2 separate regions of the Homo sapiens genome follow, and region 1 is linked to region 2. The links are chromatin contacts, found by Hi-C in ENCODE. All regions are on one chromosome and are shown on one strand. The core of a region is the stretch at or near the end of the contact, and the rest is flanking DNA. Distances in the headings are between cores, read along the strand shown. Region 1 overlaps MAML3 (mastermind like transcriptional coactivator 3). Region 2 has its middle 9.8 kb from the start of MGST2.

Evidence for each region. A loop is a pair of places that touch in the nucleus more often than their neighbours do. Pooled maps may share reads with other maps.
Region 1: a loop to region 2 is called in a pooled map, with 8 times the contacts of the local background. The contact joins two enhancer-like sites. A Hi-C loop is called at or near these places in 1 of 168 maps with a recorded cell type or tissue (endothelial cell of umbilical vein) and 5 of 50 pooled maps.

The regions. Positions count from the first base shown.
Region 1 is chr4:139,900,071-139,906,967 of GRCh38, forward strand. All of the region lies in intron 1 of MAML3 (mastermind like transcriptional coactivator 3), which reads right to left. Among named protein-coding and RNA genes, the nearest start is that of MAML3-AS1, 220 kb to the right of the region's middle. Within about 2 kb of position 1,668, at least 6 of the 41 ENCODE cell types and tissues checked have a DNase peak (open chromatin) inside an H3K27ac peak, as active enhancers do; they include endothelial cell of umbilical vein, where a contact is called at or near this core.
Region 2 is chr4:139,652,689-139,659,343 of GRCh38, forward strand. No RefSeq gene overlaps it. Among named protein-coding and RNA genes, the nearest start is that of MGST2, 9.8 kb to the right of the region's middle. Within about 2 kb of position 5,208, at least 10 of the 41 ENCODE cell types and tissues checked have a DNase peak (open chromatin) inside an H3K27ac peak, as active enhancers do; they include endothelial cell of umbilical vein, where a contact is called at or near this core.

The sequences.
Region 1 (6,897 bases), core at 418-2,917, 240 kb after region 2:
GGGGACAGAACCACTCAAAACATTTTAAGGTACTTTGAGGTTATTTTTAGAAATGACCATGATCTTTTTTCTTTCTGCTATGGTTCACATTTAAAACTCTATTCCCAAAAAGTCTTGGAAGTACATAAGGCTGATGGTGCCTCTTTTCAATGTTTGGAACATGAGCACCCATCCAATTCCAGCTGTAAGTGCTAAAGCAACATCCTGATTTAATGACTCTTTAAAAATATTTTAAATCTTTTTTGGGGGTGTGGCTGAATCTTTAGGTATGTTTTTATCCTTTAATTATGCTTAAACATGTAATAAGTACCAACTGAATGCACAACAACATATTGGGAATGGATCGTAAAACATCAGGAGCAGTGGCAGCTGAAGTCCTCCACATTTAGAAACTCTAAGTTCCAAGATCCCCTCAAATCTCCAAATTTCCAAATACATAAATGTTTTTACAGGCTCCTGGCTTTCTCCCAGTGGAATGAATAAATTATATTTTCATCACAAGTCACAGGAATCCTGTGTAGTCTCTGTATCCGAAGTTATAAAGTTTTTCACAAACTCTATACGTGCAGTTTAAACTGGTGTTAACAAAATTATCAACTACTCATTAAAAGCAAGACTGTTATCTTTGCAAATGCTAAGGCCATATGATTTTCAAATCTCACGTAGTTTTCAGTAGAATGCTCTAAACTTCTAAGTTTTTATCACAGAAGTTGACTCACTGCTTACTAAATGTTTCAATATATTATTGTCATACAATATTCTAATTGACTGAGAGCTAACCAGCCAGGCATTGAGCTAAGTGCTTTACATATCTTACCTCGATTAACCCTCACAATAACTTAAAGGACAGGAATGGGTTCAGAGAGGACAGGTAGTTTGTCCTAGGGCACACAGCACAGCCCTACTCAGTTATGCCTGCCTCTCAAATCTATGCTCTCACCTACTCTGCTATTTTGCATCTGATGACTTCTGTCCCAATCAAACTGCAGCAAACCTGCTTAGAAATTCTGGGAAAGTGTTTTAGACACCTGTGTCATGACGCTCTAAAGGGGATGTGTTCATGTCTTTGAGTCAGATCTGGCTGATTCACAGAAAAGCCTTGTGCTTCCTCTACAAGGAAAGATGTCACTCTGCAAATTTAGCATGTGTTTGAGAAGTGATGATGGCTGCAGCCCTGAAAACTTCAGAAGAGAGCAAATGTGTGCATCCCAGCGGTAGCTTCCTTCACTCAGTAGCTTTCTGTAGGAAAAAGCTCCACTGAGACTGGTAGTTGCCATCAGCATTCCACAATCTGAACCCTGTACTGCTCTGTTGTTTCATATACATAAATACACACACATATAACATTACATTTATTTTTAAGGACAAGAAACAATATCCTTAGGAATATCTCCTGATAATCTCCCACTAGAAGTCATGAATACATTTTCTATTCAAACATGCTTGTATACATGACCTTGCCTTACAATCTGAAATTCCTAATGGGATTTTATTTAGAGCTGTAAAGAAATGCCGGTAAAGGAGGTTGGTGAGGAAGAAGGGAAGGCTTTCCTCCCCATAAGGGAGGAGGATGGCAAATGAAAAGATCAGATCTTATCTGCATCATTCACAGCTGGAGACTTACACCAACAACACAGACCAAAGAATAGGCATGTTAGAACTAAGCGTGAGGTTTCGATTTGTTTATTTTCTGGAAGGAGGGAGGCGGGAAGGAGCAATATTTCAGGGAGGCTGAGTATTTTTCTCTCCCTTGGGGAGGATTCAACAATCTTTTTATTTCATTGTTTACTTAAAATGTCCTTTCTTTTCAATAAGGAATTCTCATTTTTGTTTTCAGCCCTTCCAAAAGACTGTTTTCCTCAACAGCACTGAAGTCGTGCACCAGCCTAGCAGGATGCGAACAGCCAGGGTGCCCAGACCTGAGACTGCTTTTGAATAAAATCCCATCACATGTTTATCTCCCTTTGGAAAACAAAAGTATTGAAATAAGATCTCTTACTCGATAAAAAGCCTCGTGTTTCCCTCAAAGAGGCCAGACACTGCTCTTTCTTGTGAGATGCAGTTTGCATAAAGCAGTACTCCCAGGCAGCTAAGAGCTACCCTCCTGGAAGAGAATTTCCAGTTTCTCTCATTCTCTCCTTCTCTCCTTCCCCTGGACACACACGCAGGCGCGCACGCACACGCACACACACGCACACACACACGCACACACACACACACGTCTCAATGAGCGAGCAAACAGGACATAATTCTTATTTCTAGACAGCATCTGACTCCCAGGCCTCCATCCTCCATTTCACAACAGATTTTTACTCCAAACCTGAGGGGGCTTAGGGACTTGCCTTCATTGACCAATTACGGAACTGTCATTATTTGCATGTCTTTTGAGTAACTTTGTTAATAAACAGAAACCAAGGCAGGAGGAGAGAATTTTTCTCTCCGGGATGAATCCCCCATGGATGAAGAAGATACCCACAGACAGACAGGCACGTTCTCACATACAGGCAAACATGGAAGTCATTTGAGCCGCTCTGAAAATTTTCAGCCAGGCGGAGGTACACACCACACATTCAGCCCGTAAACAGCAGAGCTCTGGAGCCTGGCGGCAGAGCTTTCATCTGTGGGGCAAAGCGGCTCGGCTTCATCCCACCAGCTGAAATTCATTTTTCAAAAGAAATTAGACCAAGGTACTGTTGTTATAGCAACAGTCAGAGTCATTTACACAGCCTCTTCCGCACAACCTCACTGACTTCTGTGGGCAGCGATTTCAATTATGTACAGGGAGTGACCAAGGCTGAGCCCGGGTGGACCCTTTAGTGCCCCTTTAAGACGTGGCAGCCTAAAACCTCTGTGTCCAATCTGAAGCTAAAAGACAACAAGACTTCATCGTGATCCACAGACCTCTTCCAGTCCTGAAAGTCCAATGAGCAGTGAAGACAGGAAGAAAACCTTCCGATCCAATGTTTTCATCTCCTGGGTAGGAACTGGACATGTGACCATTGAATTTCCTGGGTTAACCAAGTACTGGCCATTTCAGAACAGGAATTTCCAGTGAAGACAGTAATGTTCACAATGAATTCTTTAAAAAATTTTTATTTTTAGAAATGGCGTCTTGTTCTGTCACCCAGGCCTTGGCTCAAGCGATCCTCCCACCTAAGCCTCTCAAAGTGCTGAGATTAGAGATTTAAACCACTGTGTCCAGCTTCAGCAATGAATTCTGCAGTAATTTCATAACATCAGTCTTCCAGGACTTTATTCTTGGGGCTGTAGAATTCCCAATATAATAGCCTACTCCAACCTCTGAAAACAACAAACTACAAAATGCTCCTTTCTTGACAAAAATGTACCCTTATTACAGAATCTTTACGGCTAATAACCTTCTGGACGGCAATGTAGCAGTCTACGTCCAGTCTAGGGATACACAAAGGTGGTAAATACCTATGAAGCCAGTGCTCATGACTAATGATCAGAGACTGAATTCTGTGTCCACTTCATACGTTGAAGTCCTAACTCCCAGTATCTCAGAATGTGACTACATTTAGAGCAGAGTCTTTACAGAGGTTAAGTTAAAATGAGGTGATTAGAGTGGGCGCCAATGTGATATGACTGGTGTTCTTATAAGAAGATAACCATCTACCAGCAAAGGGGAGATGCCAATCTTAGTCTGTTTGTGCTGCTATAACAAAATACCTGAGACTGGGTAATTTATACATAAATGTATTTGTTCACAGTTCCAGAGGCTGGAAAGTCCAAGATCAAGGCACTCACAATGTCAGTGTTGGTGAACGGCCATTACTCATTAGACGGCACCATCTAGGTATCCTCACATGGCAGAAGGGACAGAAAGGCAAAAGGGAACACTGTGTCCTCCCATGGTGAAAACACAGAAGAGCAAAGGGAAAGGCCTAAGCTAGTTCCTTCCAGCCCTTTGGGAGGCAATAATCCATTCATGGGGGTGATGTCATCATGACTTCATCACTTCCCTAAAGGCCCCATCCTCTTACTACCACAGCAGAGATTATGTTTCAACACATGAATTCTGGAGGACTAACATTCAGACCATTGCAAGGCCTCAGAAGAAACCATCCCATCACCTTGACTTTGGACTTCTAGCCTCCTTATGAGGGAATAAATTGCTCTTGTTGAAGCCACCCAGTGTGTGGTACTGGCAACTCTAGCAAACTAATGAAACTGATAATTTGGTTCGAACATGTCTCTGTCCTCTCAGTGTCTTAGATGGGTTTGGCTCTCAATTGATATTTTAAAGGAATATTTTGCACAAATTTGCTCATGCTTAGATTTAACTAACTGAACATCTACTGGGTGCTGGGTTCTGTATCAGCAAGTAGGGACACGCTACTGAACAAAAGCCAATCTCTTTCCTTCAGAATGGAGAGGAAAGAAATGCAGATGGGCAAAGACAGTGTCGTTTGCAGTAGGCATAGGCGACCACGCTGTGGGAGCACAAAGCACCACATGCCACTCAGTCCAGATGAAGTAAGGCTTCCTGCTGGGGCTGACACACAACCCGAGAACTTAAGCATTCATAGTGAGGTGAAGACAGCCCAGGCAGAGAGAGCACCACCTTGGGTCAGAGGAGAAGGAAGCATGGTTTTAAGTGAAAACTTGCTTAATGACAAAGATTCATTCTAAGAAATGTGTTAAGTGATTTCATCATTGTGTGAACATCATATTCACACAAGCCTAATATCCTATTACACACCTGGGGTCTATTGCTGCTAGGCTACAAACCTGTACAGCATGTTACTGTACTGAATACTATAGGCAACTGTAACACAATGGTAATTGGTTGTGTATCTAACCATATCTAAACACAGAAAAGGTACAGTAAAAACATGAAAAATGTGGCGTTACAATCTTGTGGAACCACCATCATATATGTGGCCTGTCGTTGACTGAAATGTCATTATGTAGCACCTGACTGTGGTTGTATCTGGCTTGAGCCAGAGTGTAGGGCAGAAGTGTGGAGAAACAAGCTTGCAGAAGAAAGAGCTGTATAGACCTGTGTACCATGGTAAGAAGCTTGGACTTTATCCAGAAGGTTTCAGGAGACACTGGAGGAAAAATGGTCACTTCTAGTGCTAACTTCTGATTTTGTAATGATAAAGATCAGTTATAGGGCTGGGCGCAGTGGCTCACGCCTATAATCCCAGCACTTTGGGAGGCTGAAGTGGGTGGATCATGAGGTCAGGAGATCGAGACCATCCTGGCTAACACGGTGAAACCTGTCTCTACTAAAAATACAAAAAAATTAGCTGGGTGTGGTGGTGGGCATCTGTAGTCCCAGCTACTCAGGAGGCTGAAGCAGAAGAATGGCATGAACCCGGGAGGCAGAGCTTGCTGTGAGCCGAGATCATGCCATTGCACTCCAGCCCGGGCGGCAGAGCAAGACTCTGTCTCAAAAAAAAAAAAAAAAATCAGTTAAATCAGTTATAGCTGGTTACAAAAGGTAAAATATTCGAAGTGATCTGTATTAGTTTTCTAGGGCTGCCATAACAAAATACCACAGACTGGGTGGCTCAAACAACATACATTAATTTTCTTACAGTTCTGGAGGCTGGAAGTCCAAGATCAAGGTATCTGCAGGGTTGGTTTCTCCTGTGCCTCTCTTCTTGGCTTACAGGCAGCCAGTTTCTCACTGTGTCCTTGAACAGTCTTCCCTCTGTCAGCACTCATTCCTGGCATCTTCCTGTGGTCCAAATTTCCTCTTCTTATATAGATAATAGTCATCTTCAGTTAGGGCCTACCCTAATGCCCTCATTTTAACTTAAAATGACCCTATCTCCAAATACTGTCACATTTTGAGAAACTGGGGAGTAGGACTTCAGCAAATGAATCTGAGAGGACACAACTCAGCCCATTACATGATCCAATATCATTCTTGCATGGCTGGTTAAGCAAACAGACAATGCCATCCTTAACGTACATATCAATACAGCTCAGACTTGGTCTTGAGGCAAGTAACTCAACAACTGCTATTGGTTCAGAGTTTAACAATATGTATACTCCTATTTTTATTAATGTATTTACTTATTTTGAGATGGGGGGCGGGTCTCACTATGTTGCCCAGGTTGGCCTCAAACTTCCTGGCTCAAGTGATCCTTCTGCCTCAGCTTCTTAAGTAGCTAAGTAGCTGAGACTATGGGTGCATACCACCTGCCCAGCATGTATATATTTTCAAAAGTGTTTGTCTCCCAAATTCAGAAGAAACTTCACATTCACTCCTTAACTATTAGCAAAGAAGTATAGTCAGAGATGACTCTAAGCAAAACCTCAGAGGAGGCAAAAGTTAGCCTGCCATGACTTTAGGAGGCTCTGAATAGTAAGTGTTTGTTCCCTGCAGCTTAGTAAATGTCACTTTACGATGATTTTCCATAATCCACTTGACTGCAGAGAGATGTACAGTGGGAAAATCGAGGCATAGAGACCAGGGCCATAATGTAACTCAGAGGAAGAACAAGGAATGATGGTTAGGATTCTTGCGCCAGCCCAGTGCCTCATGCGATAAATCACTTTGCCTAAAACAGGTTCAGAGTTTGTCAACTTTCTGTTCAAATTGTGGTGCATTGTAAACGTACTGTAAAACTGTAGAGTAAAAAGTATGTATTTCAATGGTTTTATCTTTCTTACCTAGCCATCCACATATTATTTATGCAGTTTCCATTATAATGCTACAGTTAAGTTTGCATAATATTTTCTGTAACTACCTACTTTTGCATGGTTATAGCTCTCTAAAACTCCCCTGGGACAGAGTTTTTTCACCTTGGTCTCAGTTCAGAAGCAATTTTTTTTTTTGTAATAACAATTGATGACTTTAGAGATATTTTTGAAGTCATGTGAATGTGAAAGAAAGGAAGATTTTTACTGCATTGAATA
Region 2 (6,655 bases), core at 3,958-6,457:
TTTTCCCCTCCCAGTTTTTTGTTTTGTTTTGTTTTGTTTTTTAAGACAGAATCTTGGTCTGTCGCCCATGCTGGAGTGCAGTGGTACACTGTCAACTCACTGCAACCTCCGCCTCCTGGGTTCAAGCGATTCTCCTGCCTCAGCCTCCTGAGTAGCTGAGACTACAGGTGCCTGCCACCACGCCCAGCTAATTTTTTTATTTTTAGTACGGACGGGGTTTCACCATATTGGCCAGGCTGGTCTTGAACTCCTGACCTTGTGATCTACATGCCTTGGTCTCCCAAAGTGCTGGGATTACAGGCGTGAGCCACTGCGCCTGCACTTCTCCTCCCAGTTTTTAAAAAATATATATCTGATGGGCCAAGAGAGATCTTGCCACTGCACTCCAGTCTGGGCAATGGAGCAAGACCCTGTCTCAAATAATAAATAAATAAATAAATAAATAAATAAATAAATAAATAAATAAATCTGATGATATCTCTCCTGCCAGCGTTGTGGGGCATGCTTGTTTGTATATGGCAGCTCTTGTGGAAGCCACGCTTTTTCCTGGGGTCGCTTCTGTCTTCTTTAACACCCTGTTCTGGAAATACGTAATTCAGCTGGTCAAGAGTCCCAGCCTGACACCTGCAAAATATTTCTCACACAGGAAACAAGAATCAGGGACAGACCCTTAAGCCTTCTTGGGGCCCTGTGGTCTCAAGATCAATGACCTTGACCATCTTTGGTGACCTGGGCTCCCACTTCTTGTCATTTCTAATGGACTCACAGGCACTTCAAACCTAGCCCCCTCCTTTGGTCTAAATTCTGTGGCAGTAAATTGCCCCATCATTAATGTATCTAGCTGTTCAGAAACCAGAAATGTGGAAATCCTTAACTCCTCTTTTCTCTCCCTCTTTGCTTTATCAGGCACGTCCAGTGCAGCGCCCAATTTTCTGGAGCTCATCCTGTCTCCTGAATTTTCAATCATGCACTCTACCTTGGCTCTGCTGTGGCCAGCTGACTTCCGGTGGGGCCTCTGCAATCCTGCCACCTAAGGGCCACCAGCCATACTCCTGGTGTCCCTGGCTCCTGTCTGAAGTGCCACACTTGCAGGGCATGGGGTGGTATCACTGGAGCCAAATGATGAACCCTGGGAAGCTGAGTTGTTACCTTGCAATGAGGTTGTTCTGGTGACTACTCAGGTGTGACAAAGTACCCCAAAGTTTAGGGGTTTATAACAACCATTTAATTAGGCTCTAATGAGTTATGTGGGTCAGTAGGGCACGGTAGGACTGGCATGTCTCTGCTCTTCAATGTCTGAGGCCTCAGCTGAGGAGACAATGGCTGGGAGTGCCCCCACAGCTGTGGGCTAGAATCATATGAACGTATATCCATGCAGGTGGGGCTGCGTGCTGGGGCCATAGCTGGAGCTGTCACCCAGAGCCCTTACACGTGGGCTCACATGGTGCCCTTCGGGTAGCTGATTTCTCTCATGGCAGCCGAGGGCTCCAAGCATGAGGGCCCCGGTGAATAAAGCAGAAGCTGCCCAGCATCACTCCTGCTGCGTGTCCCCACCTCAAGACGGGAGAAATGGCAAAGAATTTGCAGTTCTGTTTAAAAACTGCCATGGGGGAAACTGCCCCAATGGGAGATGAGGTGTAGAAGACAAAGTCCTGAGAACACATGGACACATGGAGGGAACACACATACCAGGTCCTTTCTGAGGGTGGAGGGTGGGAGGAGGGAGAGGATCAGGAAAAATAACAAATGGGTACTAGGCTTAATACCTGGATAATGAAATAATCTGCACAACCAACCCCGTGACACACGTTTATGTATGTAACAAACCTGCATATGTACTCCCGAACTTAAAATAAAAGTTAAAAAATATATATAATAAAAGAAAATAAGTTCCCTCTCCTTTCCTCCCTTCAGTGGATTGTGCTGAGGTGCAGTTTCTCCACTCAGCCTGTCCAGAGATTCCCCGAGGGCTGGCTGGGGTGCCTGTGCAGTGACTGGCTACATCTCATCACAGGGCATCTGAAGCAGCACCCCACGTGGACATGCTCTGCTTCTGGCCAATCTGCCATACTTGGCTCTCCCATCACTTTTGCTGCCCTGATACTGCACCCGCCAAATAAAGCCTCAGCATTCCAGCCTTGTCTAGAAAGCATGGGCTAAGGGACCCTCTACAACCCATCTGCCCTGAAATGCAATTGATTTGTTCTTTTAAATCTCTTTCTCCATCCACACTGACATTTCCCTAGGCCAGGCCAACATCTTCTCTTGCCTAGACCATAATATGCTTTCCTAACAGATCCATTCGTATCTACACGAGTGATACTGCCCCATCAGTCCACACTGGTGTCAGAGTGATCTTTTTGAAACAAATCTCATCACAAAACCTTCCAGCTTAAAACCCATGACAGGCTTCACATCCTCCTTGTAAACAGGGTCTCTCAACCTCAGCACTACTGACATTGTGAGCGGGGCAACTCTTTGCTGTGCTGTGGGGGCTGCCCTGTGCAACATAAGATATTTAGCAGCATCTCTGGACTCTACCCACTAGGTGCCAGTAGCACCTCACTCCCCAGCTGTAATAAGTAAAATGTCTACAGGCATCACCCAATGTCCCCTGAGGACAAAATCATCCCAGGTTGAGAACAGCCGGTATGAAGTAAGCATACTTAACATGACCCTATGTGGGCCAACCCTGGCACAGCAGACACTACTCTCTTCCAGGTCTCTAAGCAACAGCCACACCGGACTTCATTCAGGATTCTTTGACCATGCCATAGCCTTTCCCTCTACAAGCCTTTTCCTGTTCTTTCTCAGCCTGGAATATTCCCCTTTCTCCTTCCAGTCCACCCTCTGACACACACACACCTGTGCACCATTCATCTAGCTAACACTTTAGGATCAGTCCTCAGCCAAAATGTCACTTTTGCGAAGGCTCTTCTTGCCTCCCAGACTAGGTTAGGCCCCCTGACATACATTCGTATGGCAGTTGGGACCTCTCACAGCACTCCCCACATTGATCATGAATTAATTCGCTTTGGTTATGGCTTGTTAATGTACATCCTCCTCACTCTGCTGTAAATACTGTAAGAGCAGGGCTGTTGTCTGTCTTGCTTATTCCTGGGTCTCAGCACTTAGTATGGAGCTTGGCATGTGGTAGGTACTCAATGCATTTGATGAATGAATGAATAAATGAACTTATGCACATTCTTTTTTTTTTTCTTTTTTTTTTGAGAAGGATTCTTGCACCGTCTCCCAGGCTGGAGTGCAGTGGGGCGATCTCGGCTTACTGCAACCTCTGCCTCCCAGATTCAAGTGATTCTCCTGCCTCAGCCTCCCGAGTAGCTGGGACTACAGGAGCATGCCATCACACCTGGCTATTTTTTTGTATTTTTAGTGGAAATGGGGTTTCACCATGTTGGCCAGGCTGGTCTTGAACTCCTGACCTCAAGTGATCCGCCCGCCTCGCCCTCCCAAAATCCTGAGATTACAGGCATAAGCCACCACGCCCGGCCTTATGTGCATTGCTATTTTCTGGTTTGTTCCTTTCTTTCTTTCTTTTTTCTTTTCTTTTTTTTTTGAGATGGCAGCTCAGGCTGGAGTGCAGTGGTGCAGTCATAGCTCACTGCAGCCTAGAACTCCTGGACTCAAGCGATCCTCCTGCCTCAGCTTCCTGAGTTGCTGGGATTACAGGCGTGAGCCACTGCACCTGGCCCCCTTTCCTTGCTTTAGATTTTTCTCTTTCATTGCAAAGCAGTACCCTCATTCCAGTATGAATAAAAACCCAGTTCTCGGATGTTTTACCAACCAAACTGTCTGCCTGATCTTGAGAAACTCTTCAGACACTGCCCAGCTCTCTGACCCACTCCTTTCCAAATAATTTTTGCAAAGTTTTTGTTTTTTTTTTTAACCAAGCCACTTTAAAAGCTAGGGGTACATCAAGGGATCAAATCAAAGTCCAAGGTGTGGTATCCAATTCCTCGGAATATTGATCAAAAAACGGGCATCCCCTTGGCTAGGGATTTCCCCACCACCAGGTGGAAACCTTGTGTCTTTTCTCACCCCTCCTCTATCCCCTCGCAGTTTGCCACAGGGATGCCAAACGTAAAGTGTCCTTTTCTGACCCTTCTCCATGGAATGTACGTCTCTGGGGCAGCGTCTGTGTTTGGCTTCCGTCTAGCTCTGAGTGGATCAGGACTAACGGTTAAATCCTGGTATTTTTACATTTGAGCACCTGTGGGTTTTGAGCAATTGACTGTTACAGGTCGCTTGCTGGAAATGGTCAATGTGTTCATACCTGAAAAACTGAATTTTTATAGGACATTATTTAGAGATGATTTTGACAGTTTGTGTTAACTGACTTGTTCCATTTTCACTGATGTGCATCTGTAGGGACTTCTGGAAACCTGGAGGAGTAAGCTATCACAGGGACCTCAGAGGGTGGCTTGCCTGGAAGCTGAGCTGCCTCTGGTGGTGTTATCCCGGCAGGTCTGGCAGCCCTGGATTGACTCCCCCTAGCGGTTTCACAAAATATGTTATTTTGATAGAGCACCTTAAACTGCAGCTCCTAGCTCTAAATGTGTGGCTGTTAGAATCCTTCTACTACAAATTAGGGATGAAATTAGATGACCAGCCAGTGGGACCTCTGAGAAGAGAATGAAAAATAGGCTCATGCAGGAGAGGGCGTGGAAGGGCGGATAAGCTGTTTTGTCTGGAATTCCTGTCCCAGACAGGTTTGTCTGGGAATGGCCAGAAACTGAAATTCTGAGGATATCATCCTGCCCAAGTCCCAGAAGCAAAGGTGAGAACCAGGCACACCCTAAGGGCAAGCAGGAGGGAAGAAGAAAAGAAAGAAGAACGAGGGAAGAACAAGAAGAAAGAAAGAAGAAGGAGGAAGAGGAGGAGGAGAAGGGAGGGGGAGGAAGGGGAGGAGAAGGAGGGGAGGGAGAGGCGGAGAAAGGAAAGGAAGAAGTGGAAGAGGAAGAAGAAAGAAAGAAAGAAAGAAAGAAAGAAAGAAAGAAAGAAAGAAAGAAAGAAAGAAAGAAAGAAAAGAGAAGCAGGCAAGCAGTTTTCAAAGTTCTTTATCATCTTGCTAAGGTAGCTGAAGGATGCAGTCACAGGCCCGCATGCACAGGAGGGCTTTCCTGTTTGGGGCCAGTAGGTTTCTTGTTTTGCTGTGTTTCCTTTCTTTTTGTGCAGGACGTGACTTGGCCTCCGATCTAGACACATCGGTGTTTTTGTGAGTCATGTTCTAACAGGATTGTGCTGTGTTGAAATGACTGTTGTTTGGTGTGTCAGCCCAGATGCAGGTTTAGCACCACATTTCAAAGTGAATAAGAGCTGCTTTTAACTGTTTGTTCTTAATCCACCAACCTTTTGTGTTTTCTCATCAAAAGAGGGGTAGCTTGCCCTTTTTCTTTTGCCTTAAGCCCCAGAGAGACACCAAGTGAAGCCACGGTACCCCTTTTTTTCTTTAAGTAGCCCAATCACATAATATGCTGTAGGTTTCAAGAGAGTAAACTCTCCTCTGGTGCATAGAAATCTCAGTAAGTTCTCTGAGGCAGTAGTTGGTAGTCCTGGAGATTTTTCAGTTAAATCAGTGTTTATTTCAAAAACGCCCTTGGTGATTCTAATGTGAGAATCACCAGTCTCCATGCACTTCAAAGCCAGTGGGCGGGGAAGTACTGGGCCCAATCAGCTGAGACTCGGCTCCAGCCACACTTACCTTTGCTGGTGCCTCAGAGCCTGTTGCCCCATCTCAGCCTCAGATTTCCCTCCCATGTCTGTCTGTCCTTCTCTCTTCCACCCAGGCATACTGTAAACTCCTCCAGTGGAAACCAGCATTTCTCCTGGGCTGCACCCGTGAGGCCTACAGGTCCCATCTATTCCCAGCCTCACCTCTTCCCTTCTGCCACTGCAGAACCTTCCACACCCCTTTCTCCTCTATCCTGGCACCACTGATGCTCACTTTGGGCACCTACCAGATTATTCACCCCCTCAACAGCCCTGCCCCATCTTCCCTCTTTTGGATGCAGTCAAATGGAGTGATTTGTCAAGCTCTTGAAGCTTTCTAGGTCTCAGTTTCAGTTTCCTTATCTATAAAATGGGAATAATTTACAGGCTCCTGGGAGTTTTGTGCAAGTTACATGAGACCATGTGTGCTTTGCTGGCGTGTCATAATGGATCCTGGATGAGGCCCAGACATCTGTGTGTTTCTGTCACCTCCAGTGTGGTAGCAGTGGTATGGGCTATGCTGAGAAACATTGGTTAAGACAGTGGTTCTCCACCTGGCTGTGCATTAGGATTACCTGGGAAGCTTTAAAACGTTCAGGTGCCTAGGCTGAACCTGAGCTAATTAAATCTGAAGTTCTGTAATTTTTAATGACCCCTCCTCACATGATTCCAATGTGCAGCCAAAGTTAAGAGTAAAGGCTCTGGGGCAGCAGGACTGGGTTGTACTGACTCTGGGCCAGTCACTAACCTCTCAGCCTCAGTTTCTCCATCTGAAGAATGGGAATAATATATGCACTTTACTGTTTGACTATGCAGATTAGTTGAGATAATTCTGTCCAGTGGTTGGCATAGGGCCTAGTACAGTGCCTTCTGTTGACTGGATTTGGGAGCTGGCAGGGTGGGCATGAGAGGCCCCCATCAGAGT